2 separate regions of the Homo sapiens genome follow, and region 2 is linked to region 1. Evidence: read pairs that join two places in POLR2A ChIA-PET (ENCODE). Cell type or tissue: Panc1. All regions are shown on one strand. Region 1 overlaps CD9 (CD9 molecule). Region 2 overlaps VWF (von Willebrand factor).

What was found. ChIA-PET counts read pairs that join two places held together with the same protein. Peaks named below come from ENCODE experiments on the same cell type or tissue, not always from the same donor. Only the 100,000 strongest peaks of a DNase experiment are listed, where the experiment ranks them.
Region 2: POLR2A ChIA-PET joins it to region 1 with 5 read pairs; 5 of 35 experiments call an interaction of 5 or more read pairs at or near these places.

What each region holds. Positions count from the first base shown.
Region 1 is chr12:6,204,978-6,212,977 of GRCh38, reverse strand. The region is part of intron 1 of CD9 (CD9 molecule); the gene reads right to left. Among named protein-coding and RNA genes, the nearest start is that of CD9, 8.6 kb to the right of the region's middle. RefSeq lists enhancers at 1,467-1,968, 1,999-2,622. In Panc1, no CTCF peak of the experiment used is centred here; no DNase peak of the experiment used is centred here; H3K27ac peaks cover 127 bases.
Region 2 is chr12:6,090,117-6,098,116 of GRCh38, reverse strand. It overlaps VWF (von Willebrand factor), which reads left to right. Exons shown (of 52, transcript NM_000552.5): 6 at 2,533-2,657. It also overlaps the pseudogene RN7SL69P. Among named protein-coding and RNA genes, the nearest start is that of VWF, 31 kb to the left of the region's middle. RefSeq lists enhancers at 3,683-4,278, 4,279-4,875. In Panc1, no CTCF peak of the experiment used is centred here; a DNase peak (open chromatin) is centred at 4,756; H3K4me3 peaks cover 626 bases; H3K27ac peaks cover 359 bases.

The DNA.
Region 1 (8,000 bases):
ATCAAGACAACTCCTTGCCCGCTCCTGGCCCACTCCCCCCAACCCCAGCAATGTCCCTGGGTCATAAATGGCCCCTGCTATTATATGTCACTCTTTTATACCATAAGGGCAGGCTGGGGAGAGGGGTCCACACATACACTTAAACCCAACATTCCATGACAAGCTGGGTCCCTGGGGAGGCCAACTTCTGCCTTCTGTGGCCATTTAGTGCTCTAGACACTGAGATGATTATGGTACCTACCCCACAACCCATACAATTCAACATAAAAAAAGTTGAACTTGTAAGATAAAGCTCAAAAAAAGTGCCTATTTCCCTGGATTCCTTGAGCTGCCTGCATTGTTGGTGCCCTAAGCACATGCTTAGCCTGCCTACTGACTCTGTGGCCTCCCTTTCCAGGGGTGCTAGTGCAGCTGGGGGGCTCCTGGGTGGAAGGGTGAAGGTGGCCCTAGACAGCTACAGCCTGGGGGTGCCACCACCTTGCTATGCCTGGCTCGTTGTGTGTAAATGTTCGAGCCTGGCCTCAGGCTGGTGCAGGCCATTACTTTACAAGAGAACATTCCCTGTGGGAGCAACAGTAATGCAATGCATGAGAGGTTTCCCAGGGAGGAGACTAGAATTACACTACAAGGCCCTGCTGCCCCTTCTGATTCTTAGTGGGCTGCCTTAGAGCCTGAGAGCTAGTTAGAATCATCCCTGTGAGAGATGAAGAAACAGGCTCCGAGAGGTAAAGCGACTTGCCCGTGGTCACAGAGCAGGCATGAGTGACCCAGCTGTCAGCACTCTTCCTCTGACGGTGCACAGCACATGCCATGCAGAGATCGGTTACTTGCTGACCTGTCTCCTCCCTGATAGAAGGGAGACAGCTTGGTCCCCTCTCCAGGGTGTGGCAGAGGATGAGGAACTCCGTAAGCTTTTTCTCAGCATATCTTTCTGGAAATTAGGCAGCTACCTGGTCTGAACAAGTTCGAGTTGAGAAATCTTCCCTCCTTTCAAGGACAAAGTCAGCATCATTTAAAAACCTGGAGCCCTTCCTCTGCCCTGGAGAGGAGAAAAGCTTCAGTGAAGTGTACTGGCGTTAGGATGTTGGGGCTGATTGGGAGGGAGGCCCCAGCCCAAGGTAACCTCTTTCTAAACAAGAAATCCCATTTCAAGTTTCCACTGCCTGCTTGCCAGACGCGTAGCATACACTGGCCAGCCCATAAATCCCTTTTCCACTGAAAGCAGGCATTCTGATCTTAACCAAAATCATCTGATGTGGGGGATTGTTTTGGATGTTTTGCTTTAAATTCCAGAATACCACACATTTGTTTTCCGTTGTGTATGCCTCGCCGAGCTGTCTGGCGATGACTGCACACACTCTTGCTGACACACTCTAGCCACTTGCAGCAGCTTGCTCTCATTCCATCTGCAGAGTTGGCCGCCACGTGCGTGCGTGGCCCTGAGTGGTGGGAGATGCTCCTTCCTTGACAGTTTTCAAGCAATGCCAGGTGGTGCCTGGAGTGGCAGGGTCGGCTAAAAGCACTTCCGGCACCGCTTGGTGGAACGGCCCTCCTGCTCCAACATGGGATCTTGCAAACCCCAAGCCAGCAAGGGAGGCCAAGATCCCCAAACTCTTGTCTAACCTATCAACCTGCCCTACCCCTCTGCCAGGAGCTCCTTCTTCATATTAGGTCACCTAATTACTAGCAGCAAGTACTCAAATATTTGCTATCTATGTTCCACAACCCCACCCTAAGCACTTCTCCAGAACTATTTAGTTTTCAGAATAGGCCCACCAAAGAGGTAATATTGTCTTCTATTTTTTAGATGAAAAAACTGGGGCACAAAAGTTAAGTTGCTCGGGCCGGGCACGGTGGCTCAAGCCTGTAATCCCAGCACTTTGGGAGGCCAAGGCGGGAGGATCACAAGGTCAGGAGTTCAAGACCAGCCTGGCCAACATGGTGAAACCCCATCTCTACTAAAAATATAAAAAAATAGCCAGGCATGGTGGTGCGTGCCTGTAATCCCAGCTACTTGGGAGGCTGAGGCTGTTCAATCGCTTGAACCCAGGAGGCAGAGGTTGCAGTGACCCAAGACCACGCCACTGCACTCCAGCCTGGCAACAGAGCGAGACTCCTTCTCAAAAAAAAAAAAAAAAAAAAGTTGCTCAACTGAGATCACAGGGCAAGTAAGTGGCAGAGTTAGAACTTGAACCCAGAATGGTCTGACTGCAGAGCCCCAATTCTCAATTATTTTGTTAAGCTGTTTGTGTTTTTGATCCATTTCTTCTATTCTGAAGCCAGAATTTTTTCCCTTTTGCCTGTTTCCCCCCCATTCATATCTAATCCCATTTCAAAGTGGTGTTTTCGATCTTTAAAGGCCACAAGGGAGCCCATCTGCACCGGAAGGAAGGCAGCTTGCAGACGCGCCTCCTCCCTGACAGCAGGGCAGCTGCATGGCCACCTGGGCTGGAGATGCCACCTACACCTGGCCTCGCTTGGGGGCAGTGGGGGTAGTGGGTGCTCGAAGAGAGTCTAAAAAAAACAGCCGGTGCTTCCTCTCCCTGGCCTTTGTCCTGAGAGCTTCAGCCACACCCTTGGTTCCACTGGTCATATAGTCAGGGTGGACAGAGGCGGCGCTCTGGGAAGGGACTCTCCAGGGCAACTCGCACATCCTCCTTTCCCCTTGGCTGCACTGTTGCAGCTGCCCATTGGCATTGTGTCCATAGACGGGACCGCAGCCCGTTCAGTGGCCATGGTCCTTCCATCCCCCGTGAAAACAGCCCCAGAGTGGGACCCGGAGCCTCTGCCCTTCCCCAGAACCACCCTGCCAGCAAAGGGCAGAACAAGATGACATCAGCACAGGCCTCTCTGTGTTATAGCCCTGGGCACGAGCTCTCAAGACACACCCCAGGGTCCTAGAGGAGAGTGCCAGCCTCCCATGACAAAGAAGGCCAAAGTGTCCCTCCTCATCCTAGAAGATAATCTAATTTCTATTTGAAATGAGCAGTCCCAGCTGGGCGCGGTGACTCACGCCTGTAATCCCAGCACTTTGGAAGGCCGAGGTGGGCGTATCACCTGAGGTCAGCAGTTCGAGACCAGCCTGGTCAACGTGGCAAAACCCCATCTCTACTAAAAACACAAAAATTAGCCGGGCATGGTGGTACATGCCTGTAATCCCAGCTACTCAAGAGGCTGAGGCATGAGAATCGCTTGAACCCAGGAGGCAGAGGTTGCAGTGAGCCGAGATTGTGCCACTACACTCCAGCCTGGGCAACAGAATGAGACTCCATCTCAGAAAAAAAAAAAAAAAAAAAAAGAAATTTGCAGTCTGGGTCTCTAAAGGGTTGTGTCTTAGGGAGCCAGGGCTACAATTTGACTAGAGAGGAGGAAAGGAGAGTATGAAGAGATTTTCTCAGGCTTGTAGACAGGAAGCTTTAAAACATCTGAGCTTAGCAATAATAAATTTAAATCCACAGTCCCACATTGTGAGAAAGAAGATGTTTACATTGCACCATGGAGAGCAGGAGGAATATGTCTTAGTGGGAAGGGCCTCCCGTCTCTAGGAACGGGGCCGCTGAGGGAGGTATGGATGACTCCCCACCCAGAAAACATCCAGTGGAGTTGGGCATAAATCTGGGGTGTGCATGCACACTACACACTGCAACTGCCCACCTACAAGGGAAGACATGATGTGGATTCAAACACCAGATTTCTATTGACTTGAAAAGCTACGACGAGCCCGGTGCGGTGGCTCACGCCTATAATCCCAGCACTTTGGGAGGCAGAGGTGGGTGGATCACCTGAGGTGAGACCAGCCTGGCCAACATGATGAAATCCCATCTCTACTAAAAATACAAAAATTAGCTGGGCGTGGTGGCATGTGCCTGTAGTCGCAGCTACTCAGGAGGCTGAGGCGGGAGAATCACTTGAACCTGGGAGGCAGAGGTTGCAGTATGCCAAGATTGCGCCACTGCACTCCAGCCTGGGTGACAGAGCGAGACTCTGTCTCAAAACAAACAACAAAAAAAGCAATGATGAGTTCACAAATAGTATGATTTTGCTGATCATTTCATTTAGAGTTTTAATAAATCAGTACACTGTATTATCATACTACATTCAATCAACTTAGGTTTAAAAGACATTAAACTACACACCTGTAATCCCAGCACTTTGGGAGGCTGAGGCGGGTGGATCACCTGAGGTCAGGAGTTCAAGACCGGCCTGATCAACATGGAGAAACCCCGTCTCTACTAAAAATTAGCCGGGCATGGTGGCACACCCCTGTAATCCCAACTACTCAGGAGGCTGAGGCAGGAGAATGGCTTGAACTCAGGAGGCGGAGGTTGCGGTGAGCTGCGATCGCACCATTACACTCCAGCCTGGGCAACAAGAGTGAAACTCCACCTCAAAAAAAAAAGAACAAAAACAAACAAACAAACAAAAAAAACTAAAATCCTTGAATAGGTTTTGAATTAATAAATTCATAATTAATAAAACTGCCTGATTAACTTTATGGTATTTTTAGCCTCAGTCGAGGTTCTTCTCCTATGACCCATGTATTGTGTTGTTTCTGAACTTGGAGACTAACACACAGCTTAGACTGGGAGTGTCAGCAAGGGACTGGCACCTGAAGCTGTGAAGCTCAGTTCCGAGGAGAGGGCTTGGCAGGAGCCACCAGCTGCTTAGCCTGCTCAGAGGTGTCACTGGAAACTTGGATGTGCATTGGGTAAGCTGTGAAGGGTTACTTTTCTTTTCTTTTTTTTTTTTTTTTGAGATGGAGTTTCACTCTTGTCGCCCAGGCTGGAGTGCAATGGCACGATTTCAGCTCACTGCAACCGCCGCCTCCCAGGTTCAAGCAATTCTCCTGCCTCAGCCTCCCAAGTAGCTGGGATTACAGGCACCTGCCACCATGACTGGCTAATTTTGCATTTTTAGTAGAGAGGGGGTTTTTCCATGTTGGCCAGGCTGGTCTCAAACTCCCAACCTCAGGTGATCCGCCTGTCTCGGCCTCCCAAAATGCTGGGATTATAGGCGTGAGCCACCGCGCCTGGCCTGAAGGGTTACTTTTCTAGCAGAGCTCATAAGAGCCACTATTTCTTCCCTCAGGCACAATGCCTGGCTTAAGGATTGAAGAGGAAGGGCTCTTAAGACCCGGGTTTCTGATTTTTCTCCAAGTCAGTAGTCCCCAAACTTCTCTCTACCGGGACCTCCTCTGGAATCACATTAATCCGGGCCCCTCTCCAAGTCAGGCTGCTTTGCCTTTCCCAGTTACTCAACCAGGCTGCTTCTCAACTCCTTGGGAGTGCAGCTCCCCAAATGATCCCTCCTGAGACATTCCTCCTTTCTGCAAGTCCTCAGAGGACGAGACTTTCCGTCTGCATTTGGAGGGAAGGAGAAGAGAGACAGACCTCCTTTCTTCCTGAACAAAGATGAAGCACCAAGCTCTGGGAAAAGCTAAGCCAAGAGGCCCAACCTGGCTGGAAGATCATACAGTTGCATTTTTCGTGTGTACTAGAAATACAGAGCACTCATTAAATTAACCGAGTGAAAACCACTCCTTAGGCAATGATTAAGCTGAGAGTCAGAGGGATGGGTGGGAGGCCAGCTGTCCCATCTGAGCTGCACTTGATCACTAGGGAATTTATCATTTCTAATGCCTTTCACAAAGTCCCCTGTGATGCCCCCATTGCAGCCCCCGGGGAACGGTGAGGCAACCTGCTTCTTATGGCAGAAATATGGGACTCAGGACAGAGCAGGGGTTGTCTGGAAACTGAGGGAGAAAAACCAATATGGGGCATTTATAGCGTGAGCTCAGGCTGGGCGTGGTGGCTCACATTTATGATCCCAGTGCTTTGGGAGTCCGAGGCTGAAGGACTGCTTGAGCCCAGGAGTTCAAGACCAGCTTGGGCGACATAGAGAGACCCTCTCTGTACAAAAAAATTAGCCGGGTATAGTGGTGTGTGCTGTAGTCCCAGCTACTTGAGAGGCTGAGGCCAGGATTGTGTAAAGCCCAGGAGTTTGAGGCTGCAGTGAACTATGATGGTGCCACTATACTGCAGCCTGGGCAATGGAGAAAAAGGCAAAAAAAAAAAAAATGTCTATGGGCCTCCAGAAACAGACATAACATTTTTCTGGAGGCAGGTCGTACTGATTCCAAGGAATTCCCTAAAAAGGAATTTCCCTAAAAACGTTAAGATGTATTAGTCTAGGATGACAGGATATAGCACTTAAAACTATCCACAACTAAGTATTTTTGGAGAGGCGGGGGGAGGAAATTACCAGATAGATACAATTATTATAAAATTATCACAAAAAAATTATCTCATCTGGGGACAGGATGTTGCTTTCTACGGCTGCATGCCATCACTTGATGGAAAATGAGAATGTCCCTGGACCAGCATGACTTTTTCCATGGAATAAAACAGGCAAGTAATCTGTAGTCAGGCCTTAAAACATAAATTTAAGAAATGTAGGCCAGGCGCGGTGGCTCATTCCTGTAATCCTAGCATTTTGGGAGGCCAAGGTTGGCAGATCGCTTGAGCCTAGGAGTTTGAGACCAGCCTGGGCAACATAGTGAGATCCTGTCTCTACAAAAAAATTAAAAGGTTAGCTGGGTGTAGTGGCACATGCCTGTAGTCCCAGTTACTCAGGAGGCTGAGGTGTGAGGATCGCCTGAGCTGGGAGGTTGAGTTTGCAGTGAGCCATGAGCCATGATTGTTAACACTGCACTCCAGCCTGGGTGACAGAGTGAGCACCGTCTCCAAAAAAAAAAAGAAAGAAAGAAATGTATAAAGACTAGCCCCCGCCCCCTATTCCCCTGCATTTTTTTTTTTTTTTGTCTTCTGAATTTCCTTCCCAGTTGCAAAGGATTTTTCCTGCTCTCTGAGGCCATGGGTCTGACAGGCTCTCACCCAGATTTTCAGACTCTTAACAAGGAAGTCGTTGCTCTTCTGTGTGTATGGGGTAAAGCCTGTTTCTGCAAGGCTTTGGTTGAAAAGACCTGTGGTGGATCCAAATAAAGTCCCGCTGACCCCAACCTGGGGGAGGGAGGAACACAAAACATAAACATGCAGCTTCCTCAAACTTCTCCACTCTCCTTTCCCCAGCTCCACACAGGTCTGTCTAGAACATGCTGCCAGTAGGACCACAGAAGCTGTGGTTGGGGTGACCTCAGGCCCCCTACCCTCACAGCCAGGCTCACCCAGGTGAGAACCACACCCAGGCAAGAACCATCAAGGTTTGTGTTCTTTAGAAGAAAAGGCGCCTTTGTCAATCCAAGGTATTATTAAGTTCCAAACCCAACCCTGCAACCAAGTCCAAAAGCTATGCCTCCTTATAAAATTGAACAGAACAGGAAAACAAAAACAAACAAACAAACAAAAGCAGACAAAACAAACACAGGATCTATGTGTGTAAGGGGGAGATTCTCATCCAACACTGCTCCTGGAGGAAGGGGTGAGAAGGCTGATTTGTGAGCCCAGCAGCCGCAGAGGGCTCATCTAGAGTCAGTACTGGCAGGGCCCCAGAGAGGGCTGCATATCAAAGCACTCCCAAATTCGGGCTGGAGCCAGCAGCTGCTTCCTCTGAGCACAATAGAGCAGGGTCTGGAATCGTGCTGTGGGCCACGTTGAAAAGAAGGGGGTAGAGAACGTGAGTGTGAGCGTGTGCAGAGGAATCCTCACCACCATCAAAAGATTGGGTCTTTGTTGTTCACACCCACTGTGGGTGTAGGGGAGAGACCATCAAAATCCTGGGCAAAGGAAGCAGATACCTGGCCTCAGCTCACCTCTCCCCAAGCCTGCCAGCTTCAGTGCACGTGTAGCCAGCTTCACCCCAGCGCAGGCTGTCTGGGCACTGGAGGTGGGAGCCATTTTATGCAACAGTCCCAGCAACTTGCTTCTGGGGGAAAAGGCAGACCATGGGGAGGGGCTTTTGCCACTGCCACCCAACTTGTCCATGCCCTGCCCAGATCCGGAATCCTGATCCTTAGGGTTTCTCTGACAGGCAATTTTATTTTC
Region 2 (8,000 bases), 110 kb after region 1:
TCTAAGCAAGAATATTTGTAATTCCATCTCTTGGACAGTGTATGTCTCGTTTCAGATCTAGCCTGTAAAGTTTCACTTCATAGATGGTCAGGGCTAAAAACGACCCTAGAAGTCATCTAGTCTAACTCCTTATTTGCACATAAGGAATTGGGATCAGCCCAGATCACACAGGGTCACAGAGGGGCTTTGCCCAGGCAACAACATGAAGCCTCCTCTATGTCCCTTCCTTAATGTGGTTTATTAGAAAGTGTCAAAACCTGTGTGATATGGAGTGACTGAGTACCCAGAGAGTACCTGTCACAATGTCTGGCACACAGTCAACATGCCACAAATTTAAGTTCTCTTGCCTTTGGCTTCTCCCATGTATCAGTTTCCTGTGGCTACCAACACATTACCACAAACTCGGTGGCTTGAAACAACTGAAATTTATTCTTTCATGGTTCTGGAGGTCAGAAGTTTGCAATCAAGGTGTTGGGAGGGCCAAAACTCCCTCCAGAAGCTCTCGGGAAGCATCTGTTCCTGGCCTCTTCTACCATCTGCAGTCATACCTGACTCATGGCTACATCATTCCAGTCTCTGCCTCTGTCTTCACATTGCTTTCTCCTGTGTGTGTGTCTTTGCCCGTCTCCCTCTGCCCATGTCTTTTTTTGTTTTGTTTTGTTTTGTTTTGTCTTTTGTTTTGGGATGGAGTCATGCTCTGTCACCAGGCTGGAGTGCAGTGGTGCATTCTCGGCTCACTGTAGTCTTCGCCTTCCAGGTTCAAGCAATTCTCCTGCCTCAGCCTCCCGAGTAACTGGGATTACAGGCACGTGCCACCATGCCTGGCTAATTTTTTTGTATTTTTAGTAGAGACGGGGTTTCACCATCTTGGCCAGGATGGTCTTGATCTCCTGACCTCGTGATCCACCCTCCTTGGCCTCCCAAAGTGCTGGATTACAGGTGTCAGCCACCGTGCCCGGCCTCTACCCATCTCTTATAAGGATACAGGTGATTGCATTTAGGCTTACCCAAGTAATCCAAGAGAAACTCTTCCTCTCAAGATCCCTAACTCAAGCACATCTTTTGCCATATGAGATAATATTTACATGCTCCAGGGATTAGGAAGTGAATATATCTTTGGTGTGGGGGGGATCTTTTTCTGCCTATCAAACCCCCACATACCAACTGACTATATTCCAAGGTCTCATTTATATTTTCCTTCCCTGGGGACAGTTTATTTACTATTTGCAAATGCATTACTTGACCTTGAGACCTACTTCTCTCTTCCAGGCCTGGCTATGCAGAAAACTGCTCATCCCAATACTGCAAAGGTAGTAGTCTCATACTGCCTTTGTAATACAGATTACGCAATTACTTTGCACTAGGCCATGTAGGTCCACGAGGCCCTCACAGTCTATTGTGAGTAGCTGACAGTAGCATGAGCACTATAAGTACTAAAGCACAGATGCTGTGAGAGCCTGGAGTATGCAGTGACTTGGGGACTGGGCTTAGGTTCCATGTCATATTCTTACCTTCATTCTGCAAAAATATTTTGAGCATTCGTAATCCACTGTATAAGAATTTAGAGATAAGAGACACAGCCCATACCCTTAAGTAAGGAGCTCACAGTTGAATGGGAGATGAATATGAGCAAAAAGAATACAAACCAAAGGTGATGAGTGTTTTGGTAGAGGGATGCCCAGGTGCCATGGGGCACAGGGAAGGTGACACCCATACAGGCTGGGGTGCGAAATGGGAGTAGAGCTGTTCAGAAAGGACCATTCACTCACCAGGACCACACCTGGAGGCAGTGGTTCTTGAGCTGCATCTTGAAGAAGGAATGGAGATAGTTAAGGCAATAAGGGGGAGGAGAACATTCCACATGGAGGGAGAAAGGCACATGAAGGCATGGAGAAGTGACAGGGAAAGGGCATTTCCTCATCATCTTTCACCTCATCTCCCTCATCGTAATTGTAACCGTCCATCCATCCATCCATCCATCCATCCATCCATCCATCCATCCATCCATCTATCCATCCATCCTTCTTCAGTCTCCAAGCGTCTGCTGAGCTCTGATGCCCATGCCCTGTGGTGTTAGGTTGAGCACTGTATGCATGCTTATTGTTTAATTTAATACAAGTTTGATTCAGGTAAAAACAGACCTAGAGCCTGGTGTGGTGGCCCACACCTGCATTCCCAGCTACTGGGGAGGCTGATGGGGGAGGATTGCTTGAGCCCAGGTGTTCTGGGCTGCAGAGCACTATGCATCAATATGGGGGCCTCCTGGGGAGTGGGGGACAACTGGGTTGCCTGAGGAGGGGTGAACCAGCCAAGCCAGAGATGGGTCAAGTCAAAACTCCTGTGCTGCTCAGTAGTGGGATTGCACTTGTGAATAGCCGCTGCACTCCAGCCTGGGAAACATAGCCAGACCCTGTCTCTTTATAAAAAATTAAAACAAAACACACAAAACCACCAGCAGACCTAGAATTTTCACCCAGAAGTTCTGGGACAGGCATAACTGAAGCATTACTTTCCTGAAACTTTCCTCCACAGGGACCTTGACCTCGGACCCTTATGACTTTGCCAACTCATGGGCTCTGAGCAGTGGAGAACAGTGGTGTGAACGGGCATCTCCTCCCAGCAGCTCATGCAACATCTCCTCTGGGGAAATGCAGAAGGTGGGTGTGGACTGGCCTGGGTGCACCTGGATGGTGTGTGATTTCTGGATCTAAAAGACAGAAGGACTCAGTCTCATATCCTTCCATCTGGGGGAGGAATGGACTTACGCAGGGCCATTTCCTCCAAAACTAACTGTGGCTAGAGTCTAATTCTAATACATCTCGAGCCTGAAGCTCTAAAAATGAGTCTGGGCTAATGACTTGGTGTAGTGTCTCAGTCCATTTGTGCTGCTATAACAAATGCCTGAGACTGGGTAATTTTAAGGAACATAAATTATCTTTTATAGTTCTGGAGGCTAGGCAGCCCAAAATCAAGGTACCAGCATTCAGTGTCTTGCAAGGACCTTCTTGCTGTGACCTGAAGCCGGGTCCTGTGGCTCATTCCTGTAATCCCAGCACTTTGGGAGGCCAAGGTGGGTGGATCACGAGATCAGGAGATCGAAACCATCTGGGCGCCTGTAGTCCCAGCTACTCGGGAGACTGAGGCAGGAGAATGACGTGAACCCAGGAGGCGGAGCTTAGCACTCCAGCCTGGGCGACAGAGTGAGACTCTGTCTCAAAAAAAAAAAAAAAAAAAAAATTAGCTGGGCATGGTGGCATGTGCCTATAATCCCAGCTACTCAGGAGGCTGAGGCAGGAGAATTGCTTGAACCTGGGAGGTGGAGGTTTCAGTGAACTGAGATCGTGCCACTGCACTCCATCCTGGGTGACAGAGCCAGACTCTGTCTCAATTAAAAAAAAAGAAAAAAAGTACACTGAAGTGCTCTCATCTGCCTCTTTTATCAGAGCACTAATCCATTCACGAAGGCAGAGCCCTCAGGACTTCATCACTTCCTAAAAGGCGCCACCTTTTAATAGCGTCACTTTGGGGTTTAGGTTCCAACACATGGATTTTGGAGGACGTAGACAGTTGAACCATAGCAATAAGTAACTATGCTTTTCTGTTTTAGACTCCAGTGCCCTCTTTTGTCCCCAAATATCTCCATCATCACCTGCTAGGTGTCTGAAATTTTACCGATAGAAAAAAGCCACTTCTTTCTTAAGTGGCTGTTGTAAACTAGAAATAGGAGGGAAAGCCTCCTCTTATACCAGCTCAGCTGGAAGGAAAACTACTTTATAGTTGCAGACACTGAAGGGAGTCTGAGTGAGAGGCTGTGCCTGAAGTGACATAGCTTGGATGTCAGGATGGCTTCCTGAAGCTGCTGTAACAAATTATCTCATACTCAATGGCTTAAAACAGTAGGCATTTATTTTCTCCCAGTTCTGGAGGCTGGAGGTCCAAATTTAGTTTCCCTGGGCTGAGATCAAGGTGTTGGCTGGCTTTGCTCCTTCCAGAGGCTCTAGGTCCTTGCTTCCGTCATTTTTGGGTGGCAGCGGCATTCCCTGTCTTTGGGCTCATGACTTCAATTTCTGCCTCTGTGGTCACATGGCCTTCTCCTCTCCTGTGTGTGCTAATGCCTGCCAACCCTGACAAGGCTGGGAGGACTGCCCCACCCCTTCCACAGAGCCCTGTTGCCACTTACAAGGTAGCCTTGTAGCAGCTCTGTCTGCATCAGAGTTGCCATTCATGATCTCACTCACCAGGACCTCACACTGGAGAGAAGGGGAGGTGGGGAGGGGTGGCCAGACCACACTCTGCCTTCACCTGCCACAGGTAAAGATGGTCTTTGTGCCTCTCTGTGTGTGGGTGTTTGGGGCAAGAATGCTTTATGTGGGGCAAGACCTCACTCAATGGGTAATTCCCTCCCCACTGTGGAACAGGCTGACTTGGGCTGAGGAGGTAGGTGCAGCTGTGAAGCTGGACTCCTGTGGGGAACAGGGGTTGTTGCCCTTTTGGGATTGTGCTCAGAGACTCATCATCTGAGGAGCAAGGTTCCTTGGTGGTGCTGTGAGTCAGCCTCCCTGGGCGGGACGTTTGTATGCAGGAGGTTTACTGGGGAGCTCTCGAGCAGCCTTGGTTAGGAAGTGAGAGAAGCAGAGTTGGGCAGTGGGAGAAGTTGAACTGCTTGTGATAGCACTGATAGAGCTTCAGCGGGGCCTCAGCTGATCCTTCAAGGAGCTCTGGAAGGTGGAGTGGCCCCTGTTGGTCACTGGATGTGGGCTGCCCTGGGTAAGGAGGTGGAACTCCCTTGGGCTGAGGGCCATTCCTGAGGAATGACTCAGTGGTGAGCCCTTGGCAGCCAACACTGGACAGCTGGTGGATGAGTCCTCGGGCTCTGAATGGGCACCTACGCTGTGCCCCGACACCTACGCTGTGCCCCGACACCCTCTACAAAGCTGCTCTGCTTGACAGCACCACCTTCCTGCCCTTATCCAGAGAGCAACCACACTGTCAAAAATGTCAACTGAAGAATCACAAGGTTCATAAACTTAGAGAGGAGAGCTTTTCTTATTCAGAGTTGTGGCCTGCAGGCTGGCCATCCTGCAGGCTGGGAAGTGTAGCCTCTGGTAGAAACTGAAAGCAGGCACTTCAAGGGAGAAAGGGGTGGAATAGAAACTTATTCCAAAAGGGTTGGCTCAGTGTACATATTTAACAGGTTATGGGAGGAGCTATGAATATTCATAATGGGAGGAGGCATTTGCATATACAGTAAGCAAACATACATGTTACATATGTCCCACATTCATTTTGGGATGGAGACTTAACATTTAAATGCATTAAAATTAGCCTCTATAGGTCAAAAGGTGAAATGGAGGACACAGAGGCATCTTGTGCACAGCCTCTGTAAATCAGCCAGAACCATTCCGTGGTTGGTGGTCTCTTACCAGGAAGGAATGCTGGTCAGCACACACACACACACACACACACACACACACACACACACACACACACACACACACTCTCACTCACTCACTAACTAGCTGGGCATGGTGGCATGCACGCACGCACACACACTAGCTGGGCATGGTGGCACACGCGCGTGCACACACACACACACAGACAAACACATACTAGCTGGGCATGGTGGTGCACCAGTAATCCCAGCTAATGGGAGGGCTGAGGTGGGAAGATGGCTTGAACCTGGGAGGCAGAAGCTGCAGTGAGTTGAGATTGCATCACTACACTCCAGCCTGGGTGAAAATGTGAGACCCTGTCTCAAAAGAAAAAAAAAAACCCGCAAAAAGGGAAGGGAGTCCCTGCTGGGCCAGTTCTGTTTAACTCTTAGGAAAGAAAGTCTAATGGTGGTTAGCGAGGGAGAGGGTATAAGGAGGGGTGTTCAACCTCCCATCCTATCATGGCCAGGAACTCAGTTTTAATATTTCTCTGGGGTCCCTTTGGCCAAGGGGGAGTCCGTTTAGTCGGTAGGGGGGCTTAGGATTTTATTTTTTTCTGAAAACCTACAAACATGCACAAAGAGGGTGGCCCCTGCCTATACCCAGGACCATGGTCATGATGGACGCGACAGGCCACAGTTGCCTTTGTCTGGGCATGGGCCACTCTGCAGAGCGTGAGTGCATGCTGCAGTCACCCGAGTGCGCAGCCCATCAGCAGAGCAGTAGGGCAGGTGCTCTGTGATTTTGTTCATCCCATGAGAAAACAAGCCATAGGAGGTTAAGTAGCTGCCCCAAGTCGCCAGCTAGCAAGGTGCAGAGCCAGGACTCATGCCCTGCCTGGCTCCCTCCCTTTCCTGTTCGGGTCACATTGGTTCAGGCTACTCAAGTTATTTCTACCAGTGGGCCCTTGTGTTTCTCTTGGGGAGTTGGGCTTTGCAGGTTCTTAAGGTTTCTTTAAGTTCTAAAACCCTTTATTAGCCTGGTGCGGTGGCTCATACCTGTAGACCCAGCTGCTCAGGAGGCTGAGTCAGGAGGATCACTTGAGCCCAGGAGGTAGAGGCTGCAGTGAGCTACAATTGCACCACTGCACTCCAGCCTGGGCAACAGAGTGAGACCCTGTCTATAAAACAAAACCAAAACCAAAACTCTTTCATTATGTGTTTCTGTGGATTGGGCTATAGAGACAGTATATAATAGGTCTTAATAAATATTGGATGGGTGGATGAATGGAAATTGGTGGTGTAATTTATCTAGGGATTGTGACCTCCACAATAATCCAGACTCCTTTACTTGTAGAAATCTGATTTATCTAAGTAAGTACATAAGTAGAGAAACCCAGCCCTCTCCTATTCCAGAAACAAAATAAAACACACCCACATCTCCCTCCTCCCACCCACCCCCCATCACGGTAACACGAGGAAGCTTCGTTTTAGCTGGTTATTAATTCAGTGAGTCTTCATCTTCATGGAACAATTTGACCTCTGACCAAGGAGAATGTCAGACCCAGAAAAATATTCTGAGTTGATGCTAAATCCAGCTGCCTAAATTGTGAACAGACAATCTCCACCTTATAAACAAGTACATTCCAAAAGACTTTTTCCCTTGGACTTTGGTGGTGCTAGGTCCTCTGGTTAGTCCATCAAAGTCTGCATCACCTGGATCCTAGCCCAGTACCGGCACTAACAAAGGCGGACTGAGTTCTAGCACGTGAGGGGAGGGTGCTGTCTTGTGGAAGGGAGGAGTTTCCTCTTCTTTGCAGTCAAAGTTCTAAATGCCTGAACCATACCCTTGATAGCCCCTTGAGTGTCTCTCACCCTGGGCCTCGGCGTGAGCGTGGTGCTAAGGGTGTGGGTTTGAGTCAGCTCACTTACTGGCTTTGTGAATCTGGGCAAGACAAGTGCCTTTGCAGAGCCTCAGTTTCCACATTTGTAAAGCAGAAATAGTACCTGCTGGGTCACTGAAAAGGTAAGAGAGGGATAATATGTATAGAGTTTAGCCCAGTGGGGCTCAACTGTTAAGAGCCATGATGATGATGAGGAGGAGGAGGAGGACGAGAAGGAGGAGGAGGAGGAGGAGGAGGAGTTGTTGTTAGCTGGCTCCCCATATTCTCCCACTGTCCCGTGTTTTCCGCTGGAGTGCCCCTGCCTTGAGAATGGGAGCCGGCAGAAGCAGGACAAGCACACGCCGGGCTTTAAGCACAAGTTTCAACACGCATTCTTTTTCTCCTTCCCCCTCGCAACTATAACCCATTCCTTTTGGGTAGCCGAGCACAGCTTGAGGTTAGAAGGAAAACAAGGTGCCCAGATATCTCCACACCTCCAAGTGGGTAAGTGACAGGAACCAGCCTTCCTTCTAGAGCGGTTTGTGAACCCAGATGGATTTCAAATTGAGTGCACTCGAGGTATTGTGTAAGAGAGGACAGATTTTCGGCCGGGCACGGTGGCTCACGCCTGTAATCCCAGCACTTTGGGAGGCTGAGGTGGGTGGATCACGAGGTCAGGAGATTGAGACCATCCTGGCTAACATGGTGAAACCCCGTCTCTACTAAAAATACAAAAAATTAGCCAG